Linked DNA regions of Mus musculus: region 1 is linked to region 2. Evidence: chromatin loops called from intact Hi-C (ENCODE). Cell type or tissue: left cerebral cortex. All regions are shown on one strand. Links, peaks and the distances in the headings refer to the core of each region. The heading gives the core; the rest is flanking DNA.

Evidence for each region. Hi-C counts contacts between places; a loop is a spot of excess contacts. Peaks named below come from ENCODE experiments on the same cell type or tissue, not always from the same donor. Only the 100,000 strongest peaks of a DNase experiment are listed, where the experiment ranks them.
Region 1: it touches region 2 in a loop (2.5-fold over the local background); 2 of 42 quality-filtered maps call a loop at or near these places.

Annotation. Positions count from the first base shown.
Region 1 is chr5:38,936,334-38,952,274 of GRCm38, reverse strand. No RefSeq gene overlaps it. Among named protein-coding and RNA genes, the nearest start is that of Clnk, 68 kb to the right of the region's middle. In left cerebral cortex, for the core only: no CTCF peak of the experiment used is centred there; DNase peaks (open chromatin) are centred at 5,464, 5,816, 6,137, 6,852 and 1 more place; H3K27ac peaks cover 1,120 bases.
Region 2 is chr5:39,042,006-39,057,946 of GRCm38, reverse strand. No RefSeq gene overlaps it. Among named protein-coding and RNA genes, the nearest start is that of Gm46937, 32 kb to the left of the region's middle. In left cerebral cortex, for the core only: no CTCF peak of the experiment used is centred there; DNase peaks (open chromatin) are centred at 4,915, 6,155, 6,648 and 8,611.

The DNA.
Region 1 (15,941 bases), core at 2,908-10,907, 100 kb after region 2:
AGCTCCCAGCACTAAGTCCCAGTGTACTATGGAAGCCTTTGTCTAGCTCTGACCTCTTCTCAATGGGGCTGTGGACCTCACTTACATCTTTCAGTGCCACTCTGCCAATCCCTATGAACTTAGCTCATTCACCATATAAACGCTGAGATGAATAATGAATGATGCCAATCACGAGATTTCACCTCCCATCACAGTGTTAAGATGAGTTTTAGAAAGAGGGGAGACAGTGGTTTGGGGAAACAAATGCAATACAATTACAAAATACAAAATACAAAACATGAACTACATTTTTTTAACTTTAGGGCATGCCAAAGTGTCTAATTGAATCATGGAAGAAAGCACTTTTCTTTTGTAAGATGGTGAAACCATGAAGCACAGTGACTGACAAATGTGTGGAGTGGCGTGGATCTGAGTTTAAATCTGAATATTTGAGCCTTTCAGATCAAGAACAAACACATACACACAGAGTGGTTAGAATTACTTAGCACCAGGGGTAATTCTGTGGGTTGAGGGTGAGTTATCTATAATAGTTGAACAAAAGTGTTCTAAATCTCACATTTTGTTTTTAGTTGCTCTTTGACAATCCCTGATCTGAAGATCTGGAAACCCCTGACTACTGTTCCAGCTGAAGCCCTTTGCTGCACTAGCAACCACTAGAGATGCTTGCTGTATAGTGAAAGGGGTGTTGTGGGGATGCGCACTACCTGCCCTCTAGCCCCTCAAAGAACTCTACCAGACTTCACTTCCTCTTCTAGCTGGACCTCTACATGCAGCAGATGGCACTGTTCAGACCCCATTCCACCCTCTGGTCCATATATATATATATATATATATATATATATATATATATATATATATTCAACTTAAAAATATACATTTTTACATTCACATTTCTCTTCTATTTAATTTATTTTTTTCAGTTATTCACTTTACATCTCACTCACTTTTTATGATCAGAGTAAAACTAAGAACTAAAAGGCAGCCCTGTCACGGTGAGATCTCTTCCCGCAACCCCCATTGCCTTTGGTGACGGGCAGGAATCACTTCCTGGGAACTCATGAGAAAAGCTGCCTTCTTTTGCCACAGTCTGACCTTAGGCAGCTCCATACCAAATGTGTCATTAAAGCGAGCTTTATGCCTTCACTAGCCAAAGCCGTTTCCTGTAGAGAGAGCTTCTAGCCACCACTGGGTGTAACCAATGCCTATAGCCAAAGGCTGGGCCCCTCCAGCAAGGCAGAGATCCCTTCCCTCAGGCTTGTCACCTGCCAGAGGGCTGCCCAGGACTCCAGACATTTTAGGGGAAAATACTTCTCAGCATACAAGATGCATTTTATGCTTTAATCGAAATAACAGCTTTTTTTTCCATTGCTGCAGCTAAAAGGCACCCTGTGACGAGAGAATCCTGAGTCCTGGGAGAAAGGAATGAGAAGCCAAGAAATGTTCTCTCTGGGACACTACCTCACTGTGGTAAGGAAAACAGTGACATCAAACCACGCTGAGTAAAAAATGTCTTCTTTCCCTTTCAAGAGAAAATATCCGGCTCAGCAAACAAAGAGCCCTTCAAAACTTTAGGGACTTCTAATTACAACAAATACACTTGGCTGCAAAGTGACATCTACCCTAAGATTTACAGCCTCTAGCTGCTTAGAAACTGCTAGGTTTTCAGCAGGATACTTTTGGAGACTGGAGTCAATTCTTGTTTGCCTATGAAGTTGAGGGTCTGGGGATTCCTAAACAGTCAAATTAATTCAGTTGGTAGTGATTGAATAAAAGACCCAGGTTTCATTTCTATGTCTACTGCTTTACGGCTGGCTAGGTTTTCTAAGACAAATCTTAACCTATCTGAACCCCATCCAGTTCTTCAAATGCGGTTTGCCAAAACTGCCTGCCTTTAAAGTCAAGTTGAGGAGGTAAGCGTGCATTTTAAGGTGACTGAAGCAACATGTTGTACTTCAGAGCCTGAAGTAATACTTTCATATTACTTTTTTTTTGCCACCAGACCCTTCACTTTAGAGCGGATGTAGAAAGAGCTTATGACAATAACTTTTAAATCTAAGGAAGATTTAATGGACCGGGCAGTGGTGGTGCACACCTTTAATCCCAGCTCTTGGTAGGCAGAGGCAGGTGGATTTCTGAGTTCCAGGCCAGCCTGGTCTACAGAGTGAGTTCCAGGACAGCCAGGGCTATACAGAGAAACCCTGTCTCCAAAAAAGGAAGAGGAATGAGAAGAAGGAGGAGGAGGAGGAGGAGGAGGAGGAGGAGGAGGAGGAGGAGGAGGAGGAGGAGGAGGAGGAAGAAGATGTAATGGAGACTGAGAAGGTTAGTGTGGAGAAGAAAAGGCTAAAGGGGTCACGAAAACATCTTCAAATAAGTGAAGTGGGAAAGTTACAGGCATCAGGGTTACGAAAGAGATCGGAAATCAGTGGGAATGACAGGGAGGTGGGCATTAGTTTCAAATGGGATCGGCATGGAATAAGAATTGAAAGCGATCTGTAAAGTCGGAGAGGTCTGAGTTCTTTTATGAGTTTGGGAATTTTTGTTTACTTCCTGGGTCTTGATTTGGTTTCTGAGAAAAGTGGAGCCAGTTATAATTCTGAGAGTCAATGGTGAAATGAACAATAAGTGCTTGGTCGTATAAAACATTCCACCCTGGCTCATAACCATAAAATGGACTGTAACATGACACTGTGTGATTACAGTAATGGCTATTCAAATTTTTCTAGTGTGCACAAAAACATCAGAGAAGTGGGGGGTATGGATTTCTGGGGTTTAGGGAAAAGGAGAACACAGATAGCAATCTCTCATTATTGTGGTCCTGAATGATTTCTGTTGTCAACAATTTTCTTTTGGCTGTCGTGTTTGTTTTTGACTAACAGCCTCACTGAAATAAAATTAATATATTCGTAAAACTCACCTTGCCAAAATGTTCCAGCCAGTGGATCTTAGTATGCCCAGAACTGTGCAACTATCTGGGTACCACTATCTGAGAACACCTTTGTCACCCATTACCTGTTAAGGACTCCCACAGGTTTTTACATCCACTTCATATTTGTCTTCCTTCTCCTTCCTGGTAGCCACCAATCTTTCTGTCACTGTCCCTTATAAATGGAGTCACACAGTACACTACTTGGGCTTTTCTAAATTAGATTAATTGCAGTGGAATGATCAACCCTAATTTGGATAACACCATGGCATAGTTGGAGTCCATGGGTGGGGTCCACGGGTGGAACCCATAGGTGGAGTTCCTGAACTGAACAAAGTCGGGGGGGGGGAGGGGGGTAGTGAACCAAGCACCAGTTCATGTGTAGGCATGCCCCCACCTGTGCTCTTTCTTGCCTTCAATCTTTTTCTTTTCCCTTCCTGAATGGAGCCACCTCTTGCTCCTTTCTTGCTCCTTTGGCCATGTTTTCCCATCATTAGTCAAAATAAACCCTCTCTGGGCAGGCCCCATGCCCAGCAGCAGATGAACAATACAGTATTAACTCAGTGGCACTTTCGACACTGCTGTTTTCTTCTTCTTCTTCTTCTTCTTCTTCTTCTTCTTCTTCTTCTTCTTCTTCTTCTTCTTCTTCTTCTTCTTCTTCTTCTCCTCCTCCTCCTCCTCCTCCTCCTCCTCCTCCTCCTCCTCTTCCTCCTCCTCTCCTCCTCCTCCTCCTCCTCCTCTTCTTCTTCTTCTTCTTCTTCTTCTTCTTCTTCTTATTCTTATTCTTATTCTTCTCCTTCTTCCTTCCCCTCCCCCTTCCCCTTCTTCTCCTCCTCTCCTCCTCCTCTTCTCCTTCTCCTCCTCCTCACCCCTTCCTCCTCCTCCTTCTCATTATCATCTTCTTCCTTCTTCTTTTTTTAACTTTACATGCCTTTGTGTATGTATTATGGTTCCCGATATTTTATGTGATTTCTGTGTCTATGAACATGTGTCTCCACATCTATATGTGTTTCTTGTGCTTCTTCTTTAACTCCTTTTTTCTGTTTGGTTTGATTTGTACTACTCCAGTCTGTTAGTTTTATGTGTTTTTGTTGTTGTTGTTGTTGTTGTTGTTGTTGTTATTGTTGTTGTTGTTCAATTAAATTTTTACAATTTTTAGGTGCCTGTTTTCTAATGCAGAGAGAAAGAAAGGGGGGATTTGGGTGGGAGGGGAGATGGGAAGGATCTGGGAGGAGGTGGAAGAGGGAAAACGGTAATCAGAATAGATTGTATGGGAGAAAAATGTATGTTTTCAATAAAAAATACACAAATAAACCCCATCTTCTCTAAGTTGCTTTTGTCAGGTGTTTCATTACAACAAGAAGAAAAGCAACCAACACCGAAGCTCTGGCATGTCTCACATACATGGATTTTAAGTATGCGCTCTCATGGTGTGGCTGGTTCCTGCTCTTGCTGCCATCCTTGGAAGAAAAACACAATTTAAGTCTCTTTGATAAATACACTTTGTGCTCTTGATTCCACTCACAGCTCTCCACTTGTGTTGCTGCCCCAGTGCCCTATAGTCCTGGGGACTGCGGAGCTAGCATAAGGTTTGGAACAAAAACCCTGGATTCTCCCTTTTAGTCATTCTCAGAACTGTCGCCCAGTCGTCGGGGCCCTTTGCTTATCACTGTTAAACTCATGATCAGCTTGTGCCTCTCTTCCAAAGAAATCATGTGGCTTTGTAACTGGGCTGTGTTGAATCCATAGATCAATTTCAAAAGTGTTTTTGTCCTGACAATGTTGAGTTTCCTTTTGCATGGACAGAGGAGTGCTTTCCCCTCATTCGGATTTCTCTCTGTCTTCTTATAATAATAATAATAATAATAATAATAATAATAATAATAAAATAGTATAATAATTGGTTACTAACCGGTTTCTGTGTAGTATTTTTGAACACATTTCATTTGGTTGATCCTCCTCCCCAAACCCCTTTAGACCTCCCTGCCCTGCCCTACTTCTCCCATCATGCTGTTTATCCCTCGTACTCCTTTGCCTTGTTCTAGTCTCTTGCCCTCCTTCATTCCTGATTTCTCTCAGCAGTGTTCCAGTTACCAGCCTGGCACTCTTACTAAATGTATTCTTAATATTTTTATTATTGTTACTGCTGTGGTGAATGGAGCTATCTTCTTAGTTTTCTTGGTGTTTCATTGCTAGTATATCGAAATAGAACCCATTTTTATATAATGGTCTTGTGTCAGTTTAAGCTTTCAGTAAGAACACAGCCATGTGTGTAGGACTATTAGCTGAATCCTAGAGCTCACTTGTAAAACAAGTGCATTTTCAGAATGCCTCGCTTTATCTTTTGTCTCCTAAAATTGTTAGTAAGGTTGGCATTTTAAGCTTATTTTAATCAGAAAAATCATCTTAATTTGATATTCTTATTTGAAGCCCATTGCAAAAGAGATGGGGATCTGAGTGACAGGCGGGGACAGACAGGTGAGAATAAATGCTCTGGCTGAGGACCTGGAAGCCAGAATATTCGCTCCTCTGAAAGGCCGTGCAGCGTTATGCTATCTTTTTTCCTTTCATCAGAGTCTGTGGAGGAATGGAGTGCTTTTATTAATTAGCAAGCTGGAACCACAAGTAAACAAACACTAAGTCTTTGGAACGGTTTTTCAGATTGTGCATGAAGAAATCAACAACTGTGGTTCAATCTCTGCTTCTTGTTTTACAGTTTGGATATTTTTCTCCCCAAACCACTTCTGCTCTTGTTCCCAGGGGACCTAATTCCATTTTCAATTTTAACACCATTCTCATTTTCAGAATCACTGGTACAGCACGCAGAAACAGAAATAGGGGCCACTGACTAATCCTGAAGCTATAATTGTCCAGGACACTCCCCTCCACAGATGACAGAGACACACATGCACTGCCTGCCTTTCAGCCCTCCTTGCTTTGGCCCAGCCGCTGGTTTGCATATCTGTCTCCCCACAGGCCATACTAAAAGGAACTTCTGATGCATCCCTTGAGCTCAGAGTGAGGTGGTTAGCTCAAACTAGATATTGAGAAAATGTTTCCCAAAGGAGTCTTCGAGAAACTTCCCTTTGAGTCTCTGCTCTGCCCTCTTGGTCCTCAGACAGCTTTACAAATAGAACTGCCTCGGTGTGCTTTTCCAAAGCATCTCTTGTGACATTTCTTGTGGGAAATAATTCTACCAGAAATCAACAGAGTATTTGAGCACCTGCTGAGTGGGAAGCTCTGGCAGATGTTGTGGGCCATGCAGAGAACAAAGCTTTGGATCTGCCCAGGGATGTAATTTCGGTGACAAACAGAAGAAGCACAGCCATTGACCAAGCCTTGCATATGCCAGGAATGGTGCTTGGATGAGAGTAACCCATTTCCATGAAATAAGTCCACTTGTCAGCACCTGTGTTGTCTTCTTCCACAAAAGTGAGCTAAGCAACTGGTTCAAGGGCATGTAACCAAGGTGATACTTATATCTGAGTTGTCTAATACCAGCATCTGTACGTGTGACCCAGCACAGTTTGCTGAATGCAGCCTTGGATTCCATCATGTTAAATCCAACAAATCTTGGATGAAAAGCAGTTAAAAGAAAATACAAATGTTTTTCCAATTATTGCTTAAACAATAAAGTACAATGGTTATTTCATAGCCTCCATATTAAATTATTAGATATGACTTAAAGTACATGTAAAGGTGTGTGGAAGTTGTACTAATTATTATGCTGTTTGACATAAGGGATGGAGTATCACACAGCTTGGTTTGGGGGGGGAACCTTGAAACCCTTTATGGATAGTGGAATATATGCCTAGCCTAGCCTGCACCCAAAAGGCTACAGAGTAATCCATAGATAGAAGTTGTCACTCTTCCAGCATCATAGGAGAACTTTAGGCTGGAATAGTCATTTATGGAAGCAAAGCAATAGTAGAGTTGAGTTAACTGCCAAGAGCTGAGCCTGAGCTAAAACCAACAATAAGCAGTTCTAAGCCTGAATGACACTTTAGAGACAGGGACTTCAGGCATCCTGATGGGGTGGTAGTGAGCAATAGCTGATGTGCTTTTCTGAACAGCCAAGATCAAATATGACAAGCAGCCTGCTCTTGTGAGCCTTTCATACTGAGTCAGATTTGCAATAAGATCTGTCTGATAAGAATTTTAAAACAACCTAATGAGATAGAAAGGGGTAAAATGGATGTTGCTATTTATTTAAGGCCTCCAGGAAATGGACTGGGAAAGTGGCATTTCACCAGATAACCCAAGAAAGGAACCATGGCAGTACTGAGAAATCTAGGCAGGAAGTTGGAGGAAGAGGCAACAGAAAACCCCCAAATCCATGAGATAAAGCGTTCCTGCTAGAAATATGGACAAAAAGGACATGTTTATGACAGAAGTAAAACAAGTGAAGGTATGAAGCCCTGGATGTGACCTAAACAGGGTCTATGAATTCATAGGAACCACAGCCTGGCATCCTACATTCCTCTGCTCAGGACTCCTGTACATTTTCCTGCATGGTATCTGATACACGGGCAATGCAGGGGTCCTCTGTCTTTTAAATAATCCTCCAGTCAAACGCTACTTGTAAAAGGGAGATGATGAGAGATGGCCTGATATGTATATGTGAGAAGAATTGTCTCTTGGACTTGGATGTTACAGAAGCTAAAGAAAAGGAATCAGCCATAGTTGCTAAACTGGCAAACCAAACCTCGGCACCTGTGGTAATAAAAGATTGGAGGAGAACACATCAAACATGGCATATGATATATGCATTCCCTATGCCAAATGTCTTTTTATTCTATGAATAGTGTGGAAGAGGTGATGTATACATTTTTAAAGTATTTTTGACTATACCAATTGCAGGGGGTCAGGAAAATAGCAAGCTATCTGGGACATGACCACCATTGCAGACATGAGCAGATGAAGAACTTTGCAGAAAATTTTATGTTGATGCAAGCAGACAGCCTTCAGAGTCCTGGAAGTATGTAGGCATACTGAGGAATGCTTTTCTTGAATTATCTCATTGTATCTCTGGAAGAATTTGAACATGAGGTGGATCTTCATTTCACAACTACAGCACGTGAGACCAGGAAAGGATGGAAAAGATGGACCATTTAATCATGGTTACAGTCAAGAATGACATCTGATCTTTGTCTAATTAATATTCTTATCTTTAACTTTATATATCAGCTCACACCTAATATTTGCATCTAAGTTGCTTAAATCAAAGATTATGAAAACTTCCTAGTAACTTTCTGAAATGGATGTACTAATATCCACATAATACCTGGAGTGAAGACTTCTATTTATATGCTGGGAGAGAAAGAGGATAGACAGCAAGTTAATTGAAATACAGGAAGATAATGTAGGTCTTGCATAATCGAGTCTGCTCTTGGTGATGTTGGATAATAGGTATAAATAATAATACATACAAGTTCAAATTCAGACATTTCAGGTACAGACAAATATTTTAAATATATGATTCCCTTTATATTATCCTTATCAACTTCTAAAGTCTCAAGCAAGCTTGGTAGATTCAGTATTCATCCTTCACTCTTCAGTTTTCTCAGGTCCTGAAACTGCTGGATTCAAGCCACACCAAGCTCACGTAGCCCTCTCCAACCTTACAGAATGCTTCACTGCCTATCTCTGAAGCCCATATCTAATCATCAATGCAGCTACTGGGAAAGGCAGCCTGGTTTTCTGTTTTAGTGCCCTGTGGAAAATCTCCCATTTACTTAAGAAAACAGAACTTCCTTTTGGGCAAGTAACTGTACCCAGCCTCAAGAGTTAGAGCAGCTTCACTACAAGGAAGCCTACTCTAGTCCCTAAAGATGTAAGACATACAAAACACATTGTTTACATCCACCACATAGCAGTGAAGTCTAACAAGAGTGCCAGGCATCTCTGTCACAGTGTCTTAGGGTATTATTGCTGTGATTAGATGCCATGATCATGACAATTCTCATAAAGGAAAAAATTCAATTGAGGCTGGCTTTCAGTTCAAGATTCAGTCCATTATCATCATGGCAGAAAGCATGATGGCATGCAGGCTGGTGTGGTACTGGAAAAGATGAGAGTGCTACATCTGGATATATAGGCAGCAGGAAGAGACAGTGGGCCCTTAGGCCTTGCTTGAGCTTCTGAAATCTCAAAACCTGCACCAAGTGACTCAGTTCCTTTTACAAGGTTACAGCCACTCCAACAAGGTCATACCTTCAATCTTGACACACCTTATGAGTCTGTGGAGGCTATTTTTATTTAAACCACCACATAAGGCAATGTTTTCTACTTATTGACATGATTTTTAGCATGAAAGACACAAAAGCCAGAAAACAGCATCTCCTTTTAAGCCTATTGTGACTTAAGGTTTTACCCACCAATATACATCATCTGTTTCCTTGCTTGTTATAGTTGATGGTGCTCTGGCCACCTATCTACATTTCAAACATCTATTACCAAAGGAAATTGACACATTTGATTTTCTCATACTATCCCCAAACAACTTACAAAGTTAAGATCATATTAAATTGAACAATAACAAAATTTTAGGTATCTACCTTTTCAATTAGAAACTAGAGAGACAAACCCTAACTGGGACTTAAGATGGACACCACTATGATTGTTTGAGAAATTAAATTAAACGATCATTTGAAAAATGGGAAAGGGTTAAAATAGGACATCTACGCTGGCCTTAAATTACTGCATAATTCTGCCTCTCAGCTCAGTCTCTAGTGTTTACTTCTGAATACATCTACTTCTGTCCTTCTTTATATTCACCCTATCAGCCATAGTTCTCCACCAAGTTACCATCTACATTAATCGATAACTATGTATAAAACTAACTGCCTGACTATCTCTATTCTTATTTTAAACTCTTGTATTAAACTTCCCATTGATTCTTCGAGAGTTTCACAACATATACCCCAGTCCCACTCATCTCCCTATCTCTTTATATTTGCCCTTTGCCCTTGCAACCTCCCACATAATAAAAAACACACATACAAACAACAACAAAAACAAAGCACAGAAAACATCTCATCACGGAAGACATAGTATGTCATAATGTTTCCCACACTGTCTCCCTCTGTCCACATGTTTTCACTTCCAAACATTCATTGCAATGAGTCATTGGTCTGGTTCAAGATCTCTAGCTCTGTGGCATTGTCAACATTGGATCCTCATCGGGACTCCTCCAGGTTATCCTGTTGTCGCCCTGTGTCATGGAGATCCTTCAACTTTGGAACAGCAGGACTGGCTCTTTCATGTGTCTCAACCATTCACAGATGATATTGATTTTGGAGCGGGCCATCTCAGAGCCTATACCTTGGTCTGATAACAAAACTTGTCATGTTCTCCCTTATCCATACCACCAGCATGAATTCTCCAGCACTGCCCTGGCTAGGCTACCCAATGCCACTACCCAATGCCACCATCATTAGAAAGCAGGGTCAGCCTACTTGTTCTCATGCCTTCTGGGCCAACTCCCCTGCACCCATACCTCCAGAGCCAGTTTCTGCTGTGTTGCCCAGGCAAGGTACAGGGCATGCACTCCAGAATGATATAGCCAGTGAGGGGGGCTAGCTTTCCACTCTCATGCACTCCAGACCAGTTGTCCCTCACTCTTGCACTTGGGTAGGTTCACCTGAGCCCCTTCCATAAGGGCCAGCTCTGCTGTGTTTTCCAGGCAAGGTACAAAGCCCAGAGTTCTGCAGCCAGAGAGGAGCCAGGCCTGCTCATCTGTTCTCATGACCCCAGAATCAGCTCTCCTAACTGCCACAGAAGGTGGGAGGAGGCAAGTACCACCTCCGCACCCATGCCACCACACAGTAGACAAGTGGCTAGTACAGCTCTCCTGTGCTTGCCCTCAGGCTGGCCCACTCATCACCCATGACCAGGGCCAGCCCTTCTGTGCTGCCTAGGTGAGGTGCAGAACTCACTCTCCAGAGCACAGCAGCCAACAAGGGGCAGGGTCTCATAACCCTAGGGCTAACTATCCTTTGCTCTTGCCCTTAGGGTTGGCTCACCTGAGACTGCACCACCAGGGTCAGCTCTACTGTACTGTACAGTTTTGAACAGCCCTCTAGACCTAGGTGGCAGGGTTGGCCACTCACTAAAGACTATTCCTCTCCACCCTCAAGTCTCCAGCTCCATCTTCTTTCATAGTGCTCAAGCTTGTTCACTTCTTTCTCTTCTATCTGACCACCACATACTCAAACATTGTGATACATCCCACTGCAGGCTGGCCACACAGCTCATAGGCATCCATCCACTCTGCATAGTTTGTTGACAAACAGGAATCTGTGGCCCACCTATGTGTGCATTAGGTCTGTGGGTGGCATGTAGGTCTGCAGGTCTCTGTCTGTCTTCCTCCATTTGCCCTGTGCTGCCTGGATTTGATTTAATTTGATTTAATTTTTATGAGTCCTAGGCAAAAACAAAAACAAAACAAAACAAAACAAAACAAAACAAAACAAAACAAAACAACAACTTTGGCCACCAAGCCAGGCATCAAGCTAGGATAAACAAAGGTCTGCCAACTGTTCTACCCCTCCATGACAGAAGGATACCACCACCAATGAGATGTCTCTATGCCATTGTCCGGGGCGGGATTGGGGGGTGGGTGGGTGTTAAACTTATTATTTTCCAATAGTAGGCTGGGCAAGTACGCATAGCATCAGTCTGTCTCTGGTTGAGTGACAATACCCAGTCAACAATGTAAAGACATGGCCCCAGGTAGAATCAAGGCACAAGAAGAAATACTGATAGTTTAATGTAAGACAACACAATGAGGCAGATGGAACAGGGATGGGGAATACCCAACAAGGAGTCAGTAGGTAGGATGAAGACCAGATTGTCATAGGATGAAGCAATACAGACAAAAAAGCGCTAAAGGGCAGGAAATGTGAGGAGAGTTGGAATTATATTGCTGCAGAAAGGTATGTGCAGACCCAGGGTTTAAACCTTTGTATGAGTTCCCTTTTGACGTCATTATTTTTAACAAATCATGAGTATAAAGTGGAATCTGCCCCATGTACGTGGAACACAACCTAAAATGTGCAGAGCTGCTGGCTTCAGATTTCCATGAACCAGCAAATACCGATGTCACACAAAACACTCGAAATATCAGCACAGACTATAGTGTATTGCCAGTTTATACCACAGTCATGAGCACTGGGATACCATGAGGCAAGATGTGGAAAACAAGTTCCTGTCAGGGGAAGGACTGGTAGGGGAAAAAAAAAAAAAACCAACGAGATTCTTTCAAGACAATGAGACAATGAAAGGAGACCAAGAGAAATACACTCATCACTTGGAGAGTGGCCTTTTCCATTTTATATGTAGCCATCCCAGGTGACAACAGCTAAGAATTTCATTCATTATCCAACTCGGATTAGAATCAAGCATCCACACTGACTGACGAGCTAATTCACTTTCATCTTTGGGTCGAGTCTTCTAAACTCATCCTATTGAAAGTTGCTTTAATTGGCATTCCGTTAGAAGGTTAATACCAACTTACCAAAAATAACCTGGGAGGAAAGCAGATAAGACATAAAGGGAAAATGGATTCTAATAATGCAGATTCTCTCCTTTTATTTGAGCCTCTTCTTGGGAGCTGTGTTAACACGGTGACTCGATACCTTCCCCTGCAGCACATCTATCTGGTGGTCTCCATTGTCCTAGCACCGGGGTTGAGATTTTCTTATCTGCCAACCAATACTATTGATGACACACCATAGATACCCCCTTGCTACTCACAAGCTTGCTTTGTTTCTGTTTACTCCGTTTGGAATAACTACATTTTCATGTTTACCCTTTGAGAACTGTTTACAGATCCTGTATCTGAGAGGCTTCATTATAGTCAGCTCTTATTTGTCTCACAAACAGATTCTTCCTGCCCATCTGGTAGGAGAAAACAAAAGAGTTTCAAAGCCGGCAATTAGTCCTCAGCCTATAGGAGTTTCTTGTCTACTTGGCAAAACCAGCAGTTACCAACACACAACACACACACACACACACAAACACACACTTCACAAAAACTGGGTTTGTGAACTGCTACAAAACTGTAAAGAAATAGAGAGGAAAACAAACACAGCCTAAGAGAAGGTCATTTTCAGAAATTTTCAATTTGTCATTCCCAAAATACGGACAGTCTTATGACATGAAAATGATTGGTTTTGTTTTTATTTTTCTTACACTTGAGATTCTCATACATGTATACAATGAAAAAAAAATGATCATTTATACCTCCTGTTTCCCCACCTTCAGCTTCCTGCACATCCCACCCAACAGGTCTTCCTCCCAACTTTATGACAGTATGAGCAAGAGTTTGGGCAAGATGAGTTCATTTGCATACTCCCTTCACATTATAATCATATAATTGCCTTTCTCCTGAAGCCACAAAGAGCCATTGAAAGTTTAAAATTAGAATTTATTTAATTGGTTTTCGGTTCTTTCTCCAACTGTTCATTTTGCTTGGCCCCACACTAGTCCATTTCCAGTGCTGTGCTTCCTTGAAGACCACATGCACACTCTTATCTCTCTCTCTCAATCTCTCTCTCTCTCTGAAGCAAGTGGGGATAGTGACATCACTATGGTGTGACTCCTAGGGAACCAGAGGTCAGCATACATCAAAATCACTGTCTCTGTCACCATGGCGACCACTCCATTTGTTGAACACTTATGGAAGATGTTAGGGGTATGGTATGGTATGGTATGTGTGTGATTCACCCAGCCCTATGCATGAAGCTTCACATCTACTATATGAAGTAGGGATTGTTCTGTTTCACAGATAAGCACTGACATCCTCAGAGAATCCTGACAGTTGGTCAAGGATATCCAGTTGGATAATACCTATTTCTACAAAAACCTAAACCATGGTCTAGAGACTTGGGAAAGACACTGGATTGAGCAGAACTATACTGACTCACAGATATCCTAATAGTATGACTTCTGTGAGGAGCTAATATGCTAGAGTCCTCCCTTCCTGGCTTATTTTCAAATATCTGCCTGTGAGACACGAGGAACAGCAGGGAGGACTGCATGTGTTGAGTCCACATAAGATGGTCAAAAAAGCTGAAGTCTGGTGCCAGCTGGGTGTAGAAGCAGCAGCTACACTCTCGCAGACAGAAACAAACAGTAAGACACATGTGGGCTGATTTCTCAGAGTTCTGTGTTTGGGCTGTTTGTTGGAGGGTGAAATTTGTATTCAGAGTTTTCATTCCACTTAATCCTCTCTGTCAATGCCCTGACAGATATGCACAGTGTGTCTCCTAAGTGATTCTAAATCCTCTCAGGTTGATGAGACCAACCAACATACCTCCTTTACCTTGATCTTTTAAATACCCAGTCACCAATTTCTCCAAACTCCTCTCTTAACACAGCCTGCTGTACTTGATAAGAAGGCCAACCAAGCTGCTGGGGTTCTCAAGGACATACCAGGATGTTCAACCATTGCTTGCTGACATTTCTTGAGCTATTCTTGTATTTCAAATAGTTTCTGACCTACAATTCATATGTAATCTGTTTGTTTGGTATATACAAGTTGATGACTTTATATACCATCACTATACTCTCTAGGTAATGAACAGCCTTCACCTCTAAACATTGTGCATTTTACTTTTGTTGAAGTTTTTTAATGAGACTACAAAACATCAAAGATGCCCTCAACCCTTTGAGTTCTTAACACTGGGCTGTTTTCTGCAGGTAACAGCCTGCAGATGGAACTCTAGGCTATACTGACTTTGTATAACCAAAACTTCATATAACTTTTTCTACTTGGCAAAGGCATTCATTCATCAATCTTGAGAGTAATCTTACTAGAAAGGTAAACTTTTATCTTCTCCTTAAGGGATGATGTGTGTCCCTTACCTTCTGATAGTCTGCATTACCTCTGCTCTTTCAGGAACTTCGACCATGTCATTAGCTCATCCCCAGGGTTCTATCCAATGAGAGCATGGGTAGAAATGTGGTCTGAAATCACTGTCTAGTTAGATAGCTTATTCCAGCACTGTGAATTGATGGACCTGGGGGCTCTCATCGTTGTCAGAAGTCTCCAATAGATCATGGTGCTCATTCCTACTGAGCCAGCTCATTCTCAGATCCCTTTGTAAAGTGACGCTCCAGGCAACCCTCACCAATCAATACAGAATGGAATGTGAAGTTCTTTTCATCAAAAGACTCCATGAGAACAGTGAGAATACAAGCCGTATCCTGGGAGAAGATTGTTCACAATGTGTTCAACAAAAGATCAGCACCTAGACTGTACACAGAAAGCGTAGGGGGAAAAAAGAACATTAATGGTATAGTTACTATCTTTCTTCTAGAAAGATCCTAAGAGGAGGTAGCCTTATATTTCTGAGCTCAGGGATATAAAAACTAGGTACCATTAGAATGCACACCTGTTTGATGTAAACACAGCTGTGGGTGTGGCTGATGGCCCAACCTAGATTCTGTCCTCTTGCTTTGTCCTTGAGCCACTACAGCATAAACTTCACATGGTAACTTCATGCCCTGAGTGGCGAGCCAGAGGTTCCACCTGTCATGTCTTCTTCTTGACCTCTATGCTCATGAAATAGTCAAGATTCTGAAGAGTCCAGGCTCCACACAAGGGAGCCTCCAAGGGATGATCCTTTGAACAAAAGCACGATTCAGAAACCAGTCTTTGTGACAGGAGAATCTGCTGGTTCTTTCTCACATCAGCTGAGAACCTAGAAGACTTCTGGTGAAGGCAGAAGCAGTTGAGGCCATTAGCTGATTCCTTACTAAACAGCAGTGCCTTTGATGGTAAGTCAATTAAACTTCTTGTTCTAACCTCAATACATAGAAAATTATTAGACTGTCAATAGACCAGACCCATTTGAAGGGGCCTGGATTCTTGAAGAAGAGGGAAAGTTTGGATTGGGTGTTATCAAAATTCTCTGTCTTGAACATACAACCATACCAATGTTGCTGCCATGTTCAGGCAGTGATGGTGGTCCTACCATCGGGATGATGAAGGATGAAGATGTACATTTGATCA
Region 2 (15,941 bases), core at 4,721-12,720:
AAAATAAAACTGCATGGTACTGGTACAGTGACAAATAGGTGGATCAATGGAATAGAACTGAAGACACAGAAATGAATCCACACACCTATGGTCACTTGATCTTTTACAAGGGAGCTAAAACCATCCAGTGGAAAAAAGATAGTATTTTCAACAAATGGTGCTGGTTCAACTGGTGGTTAGCATGTAGAAGAATGCAAATCAATCCATTCTTATCTCCTTGTACAAAGCTCAAGTCTAAGTGGAACAAGGACCTCCACATAAAACCAGATACACTGAAACTAATAGAAAAGAAAGTGGGGAAGAGCCTCGAGCACATGGGCACAGGGGAAATTTTCCTGAACAGAACACCAATAGCTTATGCTCTAAGATCAAGAATTGACAAATGGGACCTCATAAAATTACAAAGCTTCTTCTATAAGGCAAAGGACACAGTCAATAGACTTGCAAGCAAAACCCTGCCTCTTGCTCTCCTCTTCACCTGTTCTCACTTTGCCCTTCCTGTTTGATTACGCTTATCTCAATCATCAGAGCCAGTCCCAGAACAGTATGCTTTCTCTGCTGTCCCCACGGGAAGAACTCCTATGTGCTCTCCTTTTCATCTCTCTATTCTAACGCGAAATATTTGTTATTGTGGAGCAGCTGATAAGTGCTGTTTCCAGCTCCCAACTATTGTCAAATAACAACAAGCTATGGGGGATCACTGGGAAAACTCCAGCCTAGACAGTTCAAGTAATTTGGGGAGAGCTACAGCCACTCTAGTCTAATCAGCTGCTGCTGGGGTGCCATCTCCTTACCTGGGGAAGCCATACATTCATAGAGATACCTGGCTTGATTGTAAAATAAGTGTCATAGAGGAAGAAGCAAAGAAAACTAAAGAGAAAGCCAAGTATTGGGATCAGTTAGCTCTGAGATTATCTCCACTGATGCAGCACACAATCTATCATCTTAAACAAGCCCCAACTGCACAAGTTCTGCCATAGTTTGGATCCACAAGATGAAGATAATAGCATACTTCAGATGATTAAACCAGGCATGTAATGATCCATCATTAAATGACATCTGTTAAAAGTGGCTCACCGTGTCTCTACTCTTCTTTCAATTATCTCATCTCTATCTCTTTATCCACTGCAATCTAATTTTTAGAAAAGAGAGTTATAGACCCCACCTGTTTTTTATGGAATGTGACCCTACAAACTTGAACCTTCATTTTAGTGAGCAAGGTAAAGTGGTTGAGTTGAAATTAAGTCTATATGTTGTTTGAATGTAAGAAAACAATATCTTGTGTTTGCTGTTTGCTTTTATATGGCTGACCTGGAAGTGGGCTAAGTGTGTTGTATGTAGAATGAGGTGAACTAGACCAGTGTAAGACAGTAGGAAGAAGGGAAAAGAATTCTGGCATCGACATGCACTGATTTTGAAGGTTGGGCTTATCTTCATATGTTCTCAAACACTGATAAAAAAAACAAACAAACAAACAAACAAAAAACCCTCTGCTTTGACACACCCAAAAATCCATCAGTGTCTCTTCTTTCATTCCCAGAGTTCTGTGCACGGTGACTTTTAGGAGAAAGGGGGGAGGTGAGGGACAGGGACAGGGAGAGAGAGAGCATATCCAATCTACATATATACCTATTCATCTATTGATCAACGAGAATTTATTGAAATTACTTCTGTCATCTTTGGATTCAGAAAAGGAGTTACAACATTGACCTCAAAGATCACATGTGTGTCCCAAGAGACCAGGAAATGAACTGAGAGAAATACCAATACCTTTGCTTCATTCTCTGAAAGAAAATATAAACTAAGAGGCTTGGGGAGAGTTAACTCATTGTTACACAATCTCAGAGCATCCTGGAGCTTTACGTTTGAATATATAGGATAGTGTTCATATTATGAACCAATTATTATGACTAAACGCCATATTCAAAGGAAGGTTTGACCAGTGTTTCCATTATCATCTCAGGCAAGTCTGGAACCAAGGTGTCATTTGAGATGGTCTGTAGCAGACTCGGCTGATTACCAATATTTTTTTTCCTCTGTGTTAAACAAATATCCCAGCTCTTAGCTAAGACTCAGTTCTCTCTTTCCTATGGGCTTGACTGTGAACCCAAGTGACTCTATTAACAAACATGTCACTGAAGAGCCTGAGTTCTCACCTTTTTAATAGGATTCTCTCCTTTTATAAATTTTTATTAGATATTCTTTATTTACATTCCAAGTGTTTTACCCTTTCCAAGGCTCCCCTTCAGAAGTCCCTATCCCATACCCCTTCCCCTGCCTCTATGAGGGTGCTCCCCTATCCACCCACCCACTCCCATTTTCCCTCACTGACATTCCCCTACACTGGGACATCAAACAACCTCAGACCAAAGGGCCTCTCCCCTCACTGATGTCCAACAAGGCCATCCTCTGCCACATATGCAGCTAGAGCCATGGGTCCCTCCATGTGTATTCTTTGGTTGGTGGTCCTGTTCCCGGGAGCTCAGGAGGGTCTGGCCTGTTGACACTGTTGCTCCCTCCATGGGGCTGCAACCCCCCTCAGCTCCTTCAATCCCTTCTCAAACTCCTCCATCGGGGACCCTGCGCTCACTCCAGTGGTTAGCTTTGAGCATCTGCCTCTGTATTTATCAGGCTCTGGTAGAGCCTCTCAGGAGACAGCCATATCGGGCTTACATCAGCAAGCACTTCTTTGCATCCATAATAGTGTCCAGGATTTGGCAACTTTTTAAGGATGGATCTCCAGGTAGGCATTATCTGGATGGCCTTTCCTTCAGTCTTTGCTCCACACTTTGTCTCCATATTTCCTCCTGTGAGTATTTTGTTCACCCTTCTAAGAAGCCTGAAGCATCTACATTTTGATCTTCTTTCTTCTTAGGCTTCATATGACCTGTGAATTGAATATTGGGTATTCCAAACTTTTGGGCTAATTTCCACTTATCAGTGAGTACCTTCCTCTGAGACACCTGAGACTCCTTCATATAATACTCATCTTCTCTAGAACACTGTGTGTGTGTGTGTGTGTGTGTGTGTGCGCGCGCGCGCGCGTGTAAGAAGAGGAGAAATGGACAGTAGTGTGAATAAAAGCTCATTATTCAAGTAGTACTGTTGAGTCCATCAAAAGCAACTGATTCATGGGGAAACATTTGTCCAGAGTCTAATGGCACAGAAAAGAGTGAGCTATGAGATTCTTCAAGAAAGGAAATAGATCTAGGTCTATAACAGAGATGCTATGGGGAACTGAAAATACCAGGAGTAAAGGTATAAAATGACTGTATGTCGAAAACTTTAATTCATCAATTAATGAACAAAATGGACTTCGATTACAACTCACTTACAAAAATCAATGAACCATAAATTTACATATAAAAGAATATTGACACAAATTTTCAAAACCCGCCCTAGTCACAGAGCAATAATCAGTGACCCTGGATGCAATTTGCTTTCCTTAATCTAAGCCACCTACCTTTGCGTTGCTGGTGGCTTTCTACCTGGTATCTTCTACCTTTACATAGCTCAATGGCAAAAGTTGAAAAGTCTAATGAAAGGCAATAGCTCCAGCCAGGAATAGTGGCTCATTCCTGTGAGCCTGGCATTCAGGGGAATGAATGCCATGGAAGGAGGAAAACCATGAGTTCAAGCATAGGCCCATGCTGAAACCCTCTCTCAAGCAAAGGCAAGAATTTCTATCTGACCAATCAGATACCTTCAGCTCCATCACTCCATGTGTAGAACAAGTGTAGAACAATCATTAATCACTTTAGTTCATTTAACCCCCCTGCTCTCCCCCCCCCACACACACATACACATACACGGTTTTAACTTAATTTTAATTGCAGGGGAGAGAGGCACACAGGCACATGGGGGTATTCATAAAAGAGGATGGTGTTAGATCCTTCGAAGCTGGTGTTACACAGAGTTGGGAGCCACCTGATGTGGTTACTGGGAACCAAACTTGGATCCTCTGTAGAAACAGTATGCATTCTTAACCAATGAGCCGCCTCTGCAGACCCATCTTGAAGTCCTAAACTTTTCATTTCAGTATAGGTTTCTTCAATTTTCCTTAGCCTTCTCTTTCTCCTCCCTAGTCTTTCTCATCTCTTTTCCAAATAATTGACTCTTTCTTCCCTCTCAGGTCTTTCAAGCATGCCATCACCCTACACTGGCATTGACTCTCTTCCCCAGTCACTTTCCCCAGACCCAAGCACCTCCTGGGTCTACTGGACTCATCTCAAATGCTTCTTTCTCAGATAAGATTGCCTTGGTCCTCACGTAAGACACAGCCTCTTATTTCTGTTCTCTCTTACAGTGTTTCAACACCCCTGATACTGAACGCATGCCCATTTGAGGGTCGTCAGCTCTGCAGGGATGCATAGTAATTTGGTGCTTGTTGTAGAAGAGATAAAAAGGCAGCCAAACAAACGCACTTCACTCAACCTTGACCTCTGGACAGTTAGATTTAAGCCTTAGAATAAGAGGTTGTTTTAAAAATTCAAAAGTACTTCAAAATCCATGACAGGCTTCCCTGCTTATGAAACAAGGTCCCAAACATTGATAAAGACCAGGGCAAGAAGTTTATACAGAAGTTAGTTTACGTTGAAGCTACTCCATCAGGAAAAAAAGACATTCTAGAAAGGCTTGGAGAGAAAAAAATGCAGTAAAAATAACACATACAAACATGAAGTTGGCATATATCTGTGAGTGAGTCTGTCAGTTATTTCAGTAAATATTTATTTCCTTTTGACACATTCACTGTGTTCTTTTGGGGTTTTGTGAAGGGGGGCTTGGTAATGAGCTGTTTATTATGATCTGTGGCAAACCAGAGCAGTGCAAAAACGCAGCCACCTACTTAAGGCAGAATAAATAAGTTCCCATTGTCACAGCCTCCACCCACCTGAGCTTCAGTCCCAGGCAAGGCTTGCCAGCGACACTTGAAAACCACCAATTTACTGCATGTGCCGTATGGTGCTCACATGGAAGACAGATCTACTGACTCGTTAAAGCACACTAATTATTCTAAATTTTCAAAGTGAGAACATATGGGAGCTGTTTTCTTCAGTGATGTTTCTACTTCAAAAACAAAAGTGCATACAACTGAAGAAGTGCTTTCCTGGATCTATATCCCTTAGAAATGGTATTCAAACTTCACCAACTTCACGACATTCATTAAAAAGCATAATCCGTCTCTGGTCAAAGGCTGTCTGATGCCAATACCTCACCTTATATCTGTTTATTTCCACTGCCCCTTCTCCCACTGAGCTGGGCCTATAGGAGCAGGGTGATATATTCTGAATTAAAAGTGATAAGTTCTGACTCTCCTACTTATTTGTCAACAAATTGTAAGCAGCCGGTGCACGATGATTTTTAAATTTCCTTGTATTCCTTCCCCTGATGGAGCAGATTCCTTGGTGCAATAAGAATGCTGCTTCCAAGGACACATTGTTCACTATGTTCAGCTGTAATGACCTCGGCCTGAGGAGAGAGGAGCCAGAGGGATCAGAGACCAGCTCAGTCAGGAAGACTCTTGTATCTTTATTCCTGTAATGGAAATGAACTTTTGACCTCTTGATAGATACACCTCGGGATCTGGGATCCACAAGCAACTCAGAGGAATATATTGTTATTCCTGAAAGCGCCCAGCATCGGAAGAAACTAAACACCAGGCTGCTGGAAAGCTAAGCCAGGTCACAAAGACCTGTAGAGACCTGAGATCATTCAATGATGGTAATATTTATCTAGATTTTTAGCCATTACATTATTGATGAGATTCTCGTTCTTTTGACTTTCTGTGAACATGACCTTTGTTCTTGCTAGCTTGCATTTGCCTGGGAGCAAAAATGAGACCTTATCCCAGACAGAATGCATAGAGCAGGAGAAAGCTGATATATATGTTTTGCTTTGACTTGCAAAAATAGAATGGACCTTCAGGCAAAGGTCTTGAAAACCAGATTGTGGTCTCAAGAGTGAGTTCTCCCAATCTTTGTTTTGCTCCTTTGACCTATGACAGACCAAGACTGTGGGATCTACTCTAATGATGGCCTCCTAGAATCTAAAGAGAGAGAAAAAAATCCTCCTTCTTACAGTTCCCGGGGGACAGGAAGTCAGCTATTCTGGGAAGGGATGTGTTCTACTTTCCTTTCTATTGGTGTGATCCAAAACAACTTAGGGCTTATGGGCTACAGTCTGTCATTAAGGGTAGTCAGAGCAAGAACCTGAATCAGAAACCATAGAGAAGAGCTGACTCACTCCAAGACCCATGCTTAGAGTGAGCAATCTTTTCTTTTTCTTTTTCTTTTCTTTTTTTTTTTTTTTGGCTTTTTTCAAGACAGGGTTTCTCTGTATAGTCCTGGCTGTCCTGGAACTCACTTTGTAGATCAGGCTGCCATCAAACTCTAAAATCCGCCTGTCTCTGCCTCCCAAATTCTGGGATTAAAGTTGTGCACCACCACCTCCTGACAAAGAGTGAGCATTCTTATAGAGTGCAGGACCACCTGCCCAAGTAATGCTACTGTCTATAGCTAGCTGAGCCCTTCCATTCCAACTAGCAATCAACCCCACCCCCAGTCACGCCCATAAGCCAATCAGATCTGCAAAATCCCTCAAGTGAGATCCTCTTCTCTAAATAGAAGAGGAAGAGGAGGAGGAGAAAGAGTAAATGATGACAGCATGTGACCCAGTTTGGGGGCACTTTGTTGAGAATTCCTTAAGAAACTGATAAAAGTGTTATGAAAACATGAGAAGGATAAGACAGAAAGAAAGCAAATCTGTCCTTTCTGGGCATCTTCTGGGAAAAGGAAGATTTCAGTTAAGAACAGGACATCCACCACAGCCTGGGATGGAGTCTGCAGTCACACCTCCAGAGGACATGAGAGGCAAGCAAGTCACACAAATCACAAACAAAATACCTTCCTAGGAAACACATGCTGGCACATTCTATCTGATCAAGGTTACCAAGATGTAGAACATTCCTCAGCCCCCCGCCCCACCCCCCCACCCACCCCCACCTTGGCTCTACTGTGCCATTCAAGGACAAGGACATGCTTAGTCAATTGTGTTCAGATCCAAGTTCCACATTTATATCAGAGCTCCCATTGCCATTCTTGTTTATCTCTTCTTTATCTTATAAACTTGTTTCAAAAGAGACGGCAATCAACTCATTTTCCAGTAAAGTAACCACTGTACAAATCAGTTAGGCAATAATTACTTTCTGTAGCATCACAATTGTTGGTGGCTCAGCTATTCGCTGAATCACTCAGGCTTGATGCCACAAAGTCTGACATTCCAGGACCAGCTTCCTCCCTGCTCCACTCATTGGAGGCGCAAGTAAAAGTAGCACTTACTAAGCAACCTTTCTAGGATTCTGAGATTTACATCTGTTAGTTGCTTTCAGTTTGTTTCCTTGCTCTACTATCAAGGATAGATGTGAACTAAATATTTACCCAGCCAAGCATCTAATCCAAGTAACTTTACATGATATGAAATAAAGTGCAAGGATTCCTAAGAGACTATAAAAGAATATCCAACCTAGTCTAACCTAGACTTAACTAGATAGTGACTTGAGAGCTACAATGTAGGTCATGTGACTTTGCAGAAATGAGAATACATGATAACAGGATGTTATATCTGATAACAATTCATGATAACGTTATCATATTATCATGATGTCATTGGCCCTAGGCTTGCTGCATTGGTACATTATCTGGGAGTAGTCCAAGCTGAAGGCTGTGTCTCACAGCCTTATCAGTAAGATGCTTGGATCATGTGGGAGAAAAAATTCACCAGAAGGATGTAACTCAGTCATAAGAACAATTCTAAGTTTAGTCACCAGAGGAAAGCATGGCCACTTTTCATTTTCTTTCTTTCCATCCTAGTGCTAAAACATACAACAGAATTTGTGAGTCCATGTCAATATTGCAGACAAAAGCCCTATGCCTTGGGGAAGATGCAGCCACAGCATAGTGATATCAAATGTCAAACATCTGCAAAATTAGTCACATGATAACCAGTCTTCCACTAGACCAAGGCAATAACTTATTCTTTATATCAGTCAGAAGGCAAATATTTGCATGTATATTTTATTTTAATAACCAGCCATGAAAAACATTGTTACAATAAAAACACTATCATATTTTAATCCAATATGTTTCCTTCTCATACTTTAACTTCAAAGTTTCTAGGGAAGTTCATGAATTTGAGGCCAAGGTAGCAAATAGAATATTATGCTTTTATTATAGGAATCTCACACTAATTCATGATTGCATCCTAAATTATATTTAATAAGAGGTTGATTGAAAAAAGATACAAACAGGTTCTGTGCACTCTGTGGGTGTTCATTTGTACATAAAAAGGAGTGTGCTGCTGCGAGTAGAGTTCAGCAGTGAGATCCTTGTCTGTGATGTGCACTGACAAGCTCCAGCCCAAAAGCTCAGTGTTCCAGTTATCCCAATGTTCATTGGTTACTGGTTACACGTGGCAAAAGGATATATCTTAGCAGCTCTACAGAGTTCTAGAGTTGTTTCCAGAGTGTAGTTATTTAATCTTTAAATTTAAACTCTTTAAACACACACACACAAAATCAGCATTTGTGAGGAAGTGTGGGTAGGTGTTCACACCAGCTTCCAGTTGTTAAATAAGCCCATGAGAGAGTTGTTTTCATCTCTAAGAGGATTCTTCCCTGCCAGGCAGAAGCAAAGCTGTTAATTTTCCAGATCCCAGTAGGTCCCACAGATACTTGCACCCATAGACTTCTGAGCCATCCCGATCAATAAAGTGTGGAAATCTTCAGCAGCCTTACCTTCCCAATGGTCATGCTTGGAATTTCAATACCAACCACACCTGAATCATAAGTGTGACTGATAGACAAGGGTGCTAACATCCTTAATGCTCCAAATACACAGCCTTTTCCTAAGAGAAATGTTTGCCGGTGTGATTGGATTAAAGAGTCAGAGGTAGGAAGACATCCTAGATTGTTCATGTTGGTCCAGAGTACTTTAAAGGATTACCAGAGGGAGGCAGGAGGGTTTAAAGGCAAAGGGGGAGCTATAGCCATAAAAACAGATGTTGGGGAATGTGGGGCTATAAGCTATAGGATGCAGAATAACTCTAAAAATTAGCACAATGTAACAGGGTATTTGATTTAAAAAGTGGGAAGCCAAACCAGCATTTTGATATGTAAGTGACATAAAGTGTCTGCCAAACGGGACAGCAAGAAGTTAATAGCACCATCCCAAAAGGGCAGCCATGAAAGTTGCTGTTCAAAAAGCTTTAAGATCAGAGATTCCCAAGAACTTTAAGGTCATATTACAACCATACATGTTCTAAGTGCAAGACATGGCAAATTGAATCAAATGTTTGTTGTCTGGTTCTGCTTTGGTCCAGGCCTTCCTATCCATGTGTGTACTCATTTCCCAAGGACTGGGAAGGCTGCTCTGTCTACCATGTCTTAAACAATAGTTAATATTTGTAATTTCTTTAGTTGCTGATTGTATACTTAAGATTCCTTTCAATTTCTTTAATGACTTTCTTAATTTGTTTTCCATAGAAAACAAATCTGAGCTTGCTCTGAGTCACCTGGGAAATTTTGGACTTGGATTTTGTAAAATCCTGGATCACTAGGACTTGGAAGACTCTTGAAGAGTGACAGAATAAATTTTGCACCATAAGATGTACATAGGAGTGGAATATTGGCATTTGAATTTACAGCAAGGGCCCATGGATTACAGACTTGGATCCCAGTCTACGCTGCTGCTGCTGCAAGTCGACAGAACATATAGAAGATAACAGGACATATAGAAGGTTGAGACTGGAGAGAAGGAATTCGGTTGTTTAGAGTGTGCTCTTGGCAGGTGTAGTGTGAGAAATGTGTCCCATAGGCTTGCAGGATTGACCACTTGGTCCCTGGTTGGTGGTGCTAATTGAGAAGTCTGTGGAACCTTTGAGAACTGGAACCATTCTGAAGAAAGTATGAGAGTGAAATGGACTTTTGTGTGTCTGCAGGCTCAGCCCCGAGTCTAACTCATTTGCTCTTCTTCTTTTAGTAATTAAGATGTGAAAGTGCAGCTTCCTGCTCTGGGCACTCACCGCTTTGCATTCCCTTCCATGATGGACTCGACCACTGAAACTATGAGCCCAAATAAATACGTCCTCTCTTAAGTTCCTTTTGCTCATAGTAATTTACTACAGCAACAGAAAAGTAACTATTAGAATAGGAATTTAAAAGTTCTGGTCTATTCCGTTTCTCTCTACCCTAAAGCCCTAACTAGAGCTTTCTCTGCTATGTGCAGTTAGCATGACATAATACCTTGCCTTAGGCCCCAAACCAATAGGGCAGTCGATTTATCAAGTACTGAAACATTCAAAACTGTGAGCCAAAATATACCTTTTATCTTACCAATTATCTATCTCAAATATTTATTTCATTAATTTCATTAACAGAAAGATGACCCAAAGGGGATTTACCTTATGAAAATTAACACAATTTCCTATTTAAATATTTGAATATGATTATTAGAGAAGCTTTATTTAGAGTATAATCAAGACTGAAAATAACCTTCATGTCAGCCAACAACTAAATAGAAGAACTAATAATTACAGTTTGTCCATTAAATGGACAAAATGCTATCTGGTTCCATGAAATAACCAACTTCTACTATAAGAAATGGTAAGGCGGAGTCTCAAAAGCCTTGTTCTGAAGAAAAACTGTTAGGAAGAGAAGGAGGTTTCCTATTTTCTTTCTTTCTGAAGAAATTCTATAAGCAAAACCAAATGTGAGTTTCTATTCAGAAAGATATATCAATAGCTGCCTAGGACTGGGGTGCTGGTAGGCTTTGATTAGAGAGAGGCAGGGAACTTTGAGAATTTGTAGGTATTCCATCTTGATTGCAGTGGCCATCTGATATGTGAATATATTTGTCAAAACCCATTTAAGTAGGTGCATTTTAATTATGTAAATTATACTCCAATCAAGTGGATTTAAATTTTTTAAATGCTAAAAGTTTAAGCATAAAGGAAGGAGGGTAATAAAGCTAAAAGCATTTCTGGGACAAGAAATTAAAACTGGGATACAGTATAATATCAGAGAGCAAGAGAATAACCAAGGCAATAATAGTGCATTTTGTTAAACTGCCTACCAGAGTAGGCATGAACCAGCTTTCCAATGGCCAAAGATACTGTAATTTTAACATCAAAAGAATGATAAATGCAACTGGCTAAAATTCAGTCACTGTTTAAGAGCGGGTGGTCTGCTGGTTTGAAGGAAGTTTCTCCTTTGAAATTCAGATTGAAAGTTAATGCTGAGCATGAGATATGAAGGGGTGAGAGCAGGTGAGACCTTTAAAAGATTTCTGACTACATGTATGGTCATATGGTTAATGGGGTAACGAGTTATATTGAAGTAGTCCTGCTATAACATTCTGCCTGGGTTCTTGCATGTGGCCTGTCTCCATGCCTTTCTTTGTACCACATTGGAACTTTACAAAGAGGCTGGTCACCAGGTAAGAGTCTTTTGCTTTGGACCAAACTGTGAACCAAATAAACTTCCTTTCTCTATATCTTTCTCAGAATGTGGTATACAGCTATTAATAAGGGAAAATAAAATTTGAAAAATGAATCTGAAATAAAGAGAAAATGGGGAGAGACAAAAACAGAAGAAGAAACAAAGGAGAAGAAGGACAAGGAGGAGGAGGAGGGGAAGGAGGAGAAGCGGAAGAAGAAATGACCTTAGTAGCTATCACAGGATGTAACTTGGGCAGTAACTATCAACTGTTTTCTCTAGACATTAGAAGTAAATATTTGTCTTGTATCTCTTGTCCAAATTGCACGGCACAGAAAACAAGTAGCTCTTGGTGGTAAAGAAACCACCAAGAAAATTTATTTACAGACTAATCCTAGCTTGCAAATTTTAAAAAAGAACTATAAATCTAGAAAAATGTTTTAAAGCTCTGATTGAAAATAATTGGCTAAAATAAGCTTTGAGCATCAGTGCTGGAATCCTACCTTAGAAAGACAATCAGCTACTGAGACTGATTTGCTCCATTTCAATCTATATCTGAATTTTAGCACAGCAAAAATGGGCCCCGATGAAATGCAACACAAAGCAAATTGCAGTCTACCAACCCTGATGAGCCTGAGTCAGACCTAACTCATGGTTCCAACCTCTGTCTATAAGAAATATGGAAGTGTGTAGAAATATGTCACCTGATACTGTCAGAATCAACTAGAACCAAACTGTGAAAATCTACATGGAATTCTAAGCTAGTATCTGTGACAGTGCTATGACCCAACATAGACAGGCTACATAACCCTAAGCACATGTGAATGCAAAGTTTATTCAGGATTAAGAAATTACCAGTCACAATAATAAGCCCAGAACTTATTTTAAAAAAAAAAACAAGGGCTGTATGTGAAAAATAAGTGCTCATAACAACTAAATAAACACTTATTGAAATTAGTGAATTTGTTTTTATGACATCATAAATGATATTATAAATGATGTCAATGCATATTATTAAAGTACTAGTAGATCTCTTCAGTGATAAAGAATTATCTTTATAATCATGGAATAGGAAAGTCCTCCTAGTGAAAAACGCCAAGACAAAACCCACATGTGGAAATGCTGGTAACTGGAGATTAAAAGTGACCAAACTTAGATATGATCTTAAAAAGTAAAGGTCAAACACTTGACTTAGAAAAATACTGTCAAGTTGCCCACCAGACAAAGTGCAAGCAATTCACAGATACCAGATATAATCCTGCTAGTCAGCAGCACTCATAAGAAAAGGGGACAAAAATGAAAAAAAAATTGTAACAAAGAAAAGGCCTAGCCCAATATTTAGTACTAAAATATATATTCATCTTTATAATGTGAAAATCAAAATGATGACATGCAATTAAATAAGGTAATATGCATAATAGTAAATATAAATGCACTGCTATTAATAACTGTGCATACATATAAGATAAAACTCTTAGTGTTTACTATAAATAAATAGCAAAAATATCTTCAGCTTAATTTGCCTTTTATATTTTATAATATTAACATAGTCTTGTATTGCTGGTATATTTTCATAAAAAGAATTTTTAAAACATACAATGAACTGGAAGCCAATAAATGCTATGGTATTTTTCAATGCTTCATGGATTTTTCTTGTATTTACCCAATCAATAAAAATGTGTCTCTAACTGTGGAATGCTCAGAGATGGGACATGTCTATCACACCTTTCCTCCTGAGCCTTACGGATTGAAAAGGAAGAGGAGGTGAAAATATTGTAAGAGACAGAGTAGGTGAATAGCTACAAGGAAAAAAATGTGTTTTCTCAACATAACATGGCAGCTGCACACAATACTAACAGCAGTGGTCAGGATAAACACAGACCCATGCAAGCTCAAGCCAGCCAAAATACCAGTGTCCCCGATACTAACTACCTCGGTAGAGAATTCCCACCCCTAGATAAGGAATATTAGTTACTGAGAGCTGCCGAGAGAAGTAGAGTCCATTTTCTTTAAGGGTATGACTGCTGGTAGGGTATGTTCCAGGTTCCATGACCACATAAACAAGAAAATATGAACAGTACGAATTTGGTAACAAGACACAAAATTGTGTAGCTGGGGTGAGTGGAGGAGGTATAAATATGGCCAAAATGCATTGTATGAAATTCTCAAAGAGCTAGTTCAAAAATGAGACAATAAATGTGTTTCTTAAACAAGTATAGCACATAATACTGAAAACAATAACATTGCATTACAAAAACCACAGAAAATTATTAAATACTAATACCTCTTTGCCAATTTAACATAGAAGTAATAGCCTAATAAAATAATATTTAGAAGATATAACCTAATAAAAATAATATTTAGTTAGACTTTTTAGACTATTAAAGAAGTTATACCTATTATACACCTTTATTGAAGTATTACACTTTCCACACAAGTACATACAATTATTATATGAGAATCAAAAATGGAAACGAATACAAGGCTTGAACCCTTACCATGTGAATTGCTACCCATAGTATATCCTTGAGTTACACTCACAACATCATTGTCTTTTAAACTACAATATCCCATTAAGACAGTTTCTATTACAAAATGTGCTCCCTTAGAGAAAGAGGAAATGCGTGGACTTAGACATTTGCTTAATACATGTGATTGACAGAACTCAAAAAAGGAAAAAACACTACTAAATCCTTTGCCCTAGGCAGACATACCTCTTTACTCACTAATTCAATCAAACGCTGTGTTAGTTTTTTTCAACTTGACACAAATCTACACATCTCTTGGCCTTCAGGCCAATCTGATGGTGACTTTCACAACTGTTGATTGATGTGCAGGGGGCCAGACCACAGTGGGCAGTGCTTACCCCTAGGAAGACGGTTTGGGGGTTGTATAAGAAAGCAGACTGAGCAATCCACGGGGGAACAAGCCAATAAGCAGCAAGCAGCACTCCTCCGTGGCTTTTTTTTTTAAGATAGATTTATTTATTTATTTATTTATTTATTTATTTATTTATTTATTTATTATATGTAAGTACACTGTAGCTCTCTTCAGACACTCCAGAAGAGGGCATCAGATTTCGTTACAGATGGTTGTGAGCCACCATTTGTTGCTGAGATTTGAACTCGGGACCTTCGGAAAAGCAGTCTGCGCTCTTAACCACTGAGCCATCTCGCCAGCCCTCCGTGGCTTTCTCTTCAGATCCTGCCTCCAGGTTCCCGCTCTGCCTTCCTTAGATGATGGAGTGTGATCTGTGGAGCAAATAAACCCTTTCTGTCTTGACTTGGCTGGGACCATGGTGTTTATCACAGCTTTGGGAAACCAAATGAGAACAAAGCTCAACTAAGTATTTCCATAAAAGAATTTTGCAAATGTGGTAAGAGTCTACTTCTGTCCTTTGTAGGAGCTTGCCCAGGGAGGGCTGGTCTTATCCCATGAGCCCCTTAATGCTGACACAGGAACCAGAGGCTTTGAAGAACAATATCAGTCATGGAGTTGGAGAGGACCATGTATAGTGAGAAATGAAGGGACCTCCAATACAGACAGAAGTCATTGTTTTGTAAATGTTCAGAGAACCCTTTGCCTAACATTTTTTTTTTCTTCTCTCATCTTTCCTCTAACACTAACAAGATCAACCACTACGATTTTTCTTAACTGAAAGTGCTGAGTTTCAAATACACTCACCCATGAGATGGATATCCAGAAAGAAAATGAGAAATCTCATTTTCAATAATGAGAAACTGAATTTCACCAGCAGAAACTGAACTTAAGAGCAGATATTTCCCCAAAGCTTACAACAAGGCCTCAGCCTAACCAGCACTGTGAATTCAGCACTGTGATACCCTGAGCAAAAGGCCCAGCCCCCTACCAGACTCCTAACCTGCAAAAATATGAATAAGAAAGAAGCGTTTTTATCCCCTGAGTTCACAATATTTGTTACACAGGATATTTAAAAAAAATTGTTATGCAAAGAAGTCCAAAAGGAGTTAAGCCATGGATACACCTGTGTTAGTTAGGGTTTTATTGCTGTGAGGAGACACCATGATCACAACTCTTATAAAGGAAAACATTTAATTGAGACTGGCTTACCGTTTCAGAGGTTTAGTTCATTATTGTCATGGTGGGAAACATGGCAGTGTGCAGGCAGACATGGTATTAGAGAAGGAGCTAAAAGTTCTACATCTTGATCCACAGACAACAGGGGGAGACTATGAGCCACTAGGCCTGGTTTGAGCTTCTGAACCTCAAAGCCCTTCCCTAGTGACACACTTCCTCCATCAAAGCCATACTTACTCCAACAAGGTCCTATGACCTAATGGACCTTTGGAGCCATCTTTATTCAAACCACAACACCCAACAGAAAGCTAAGAATGCCTGGAGAGTAAATGAGAAGATTGCACATGATTGTGATGGTGACTGCACACCACAGAGACCCAGGAAGAGGGTGAAAGCA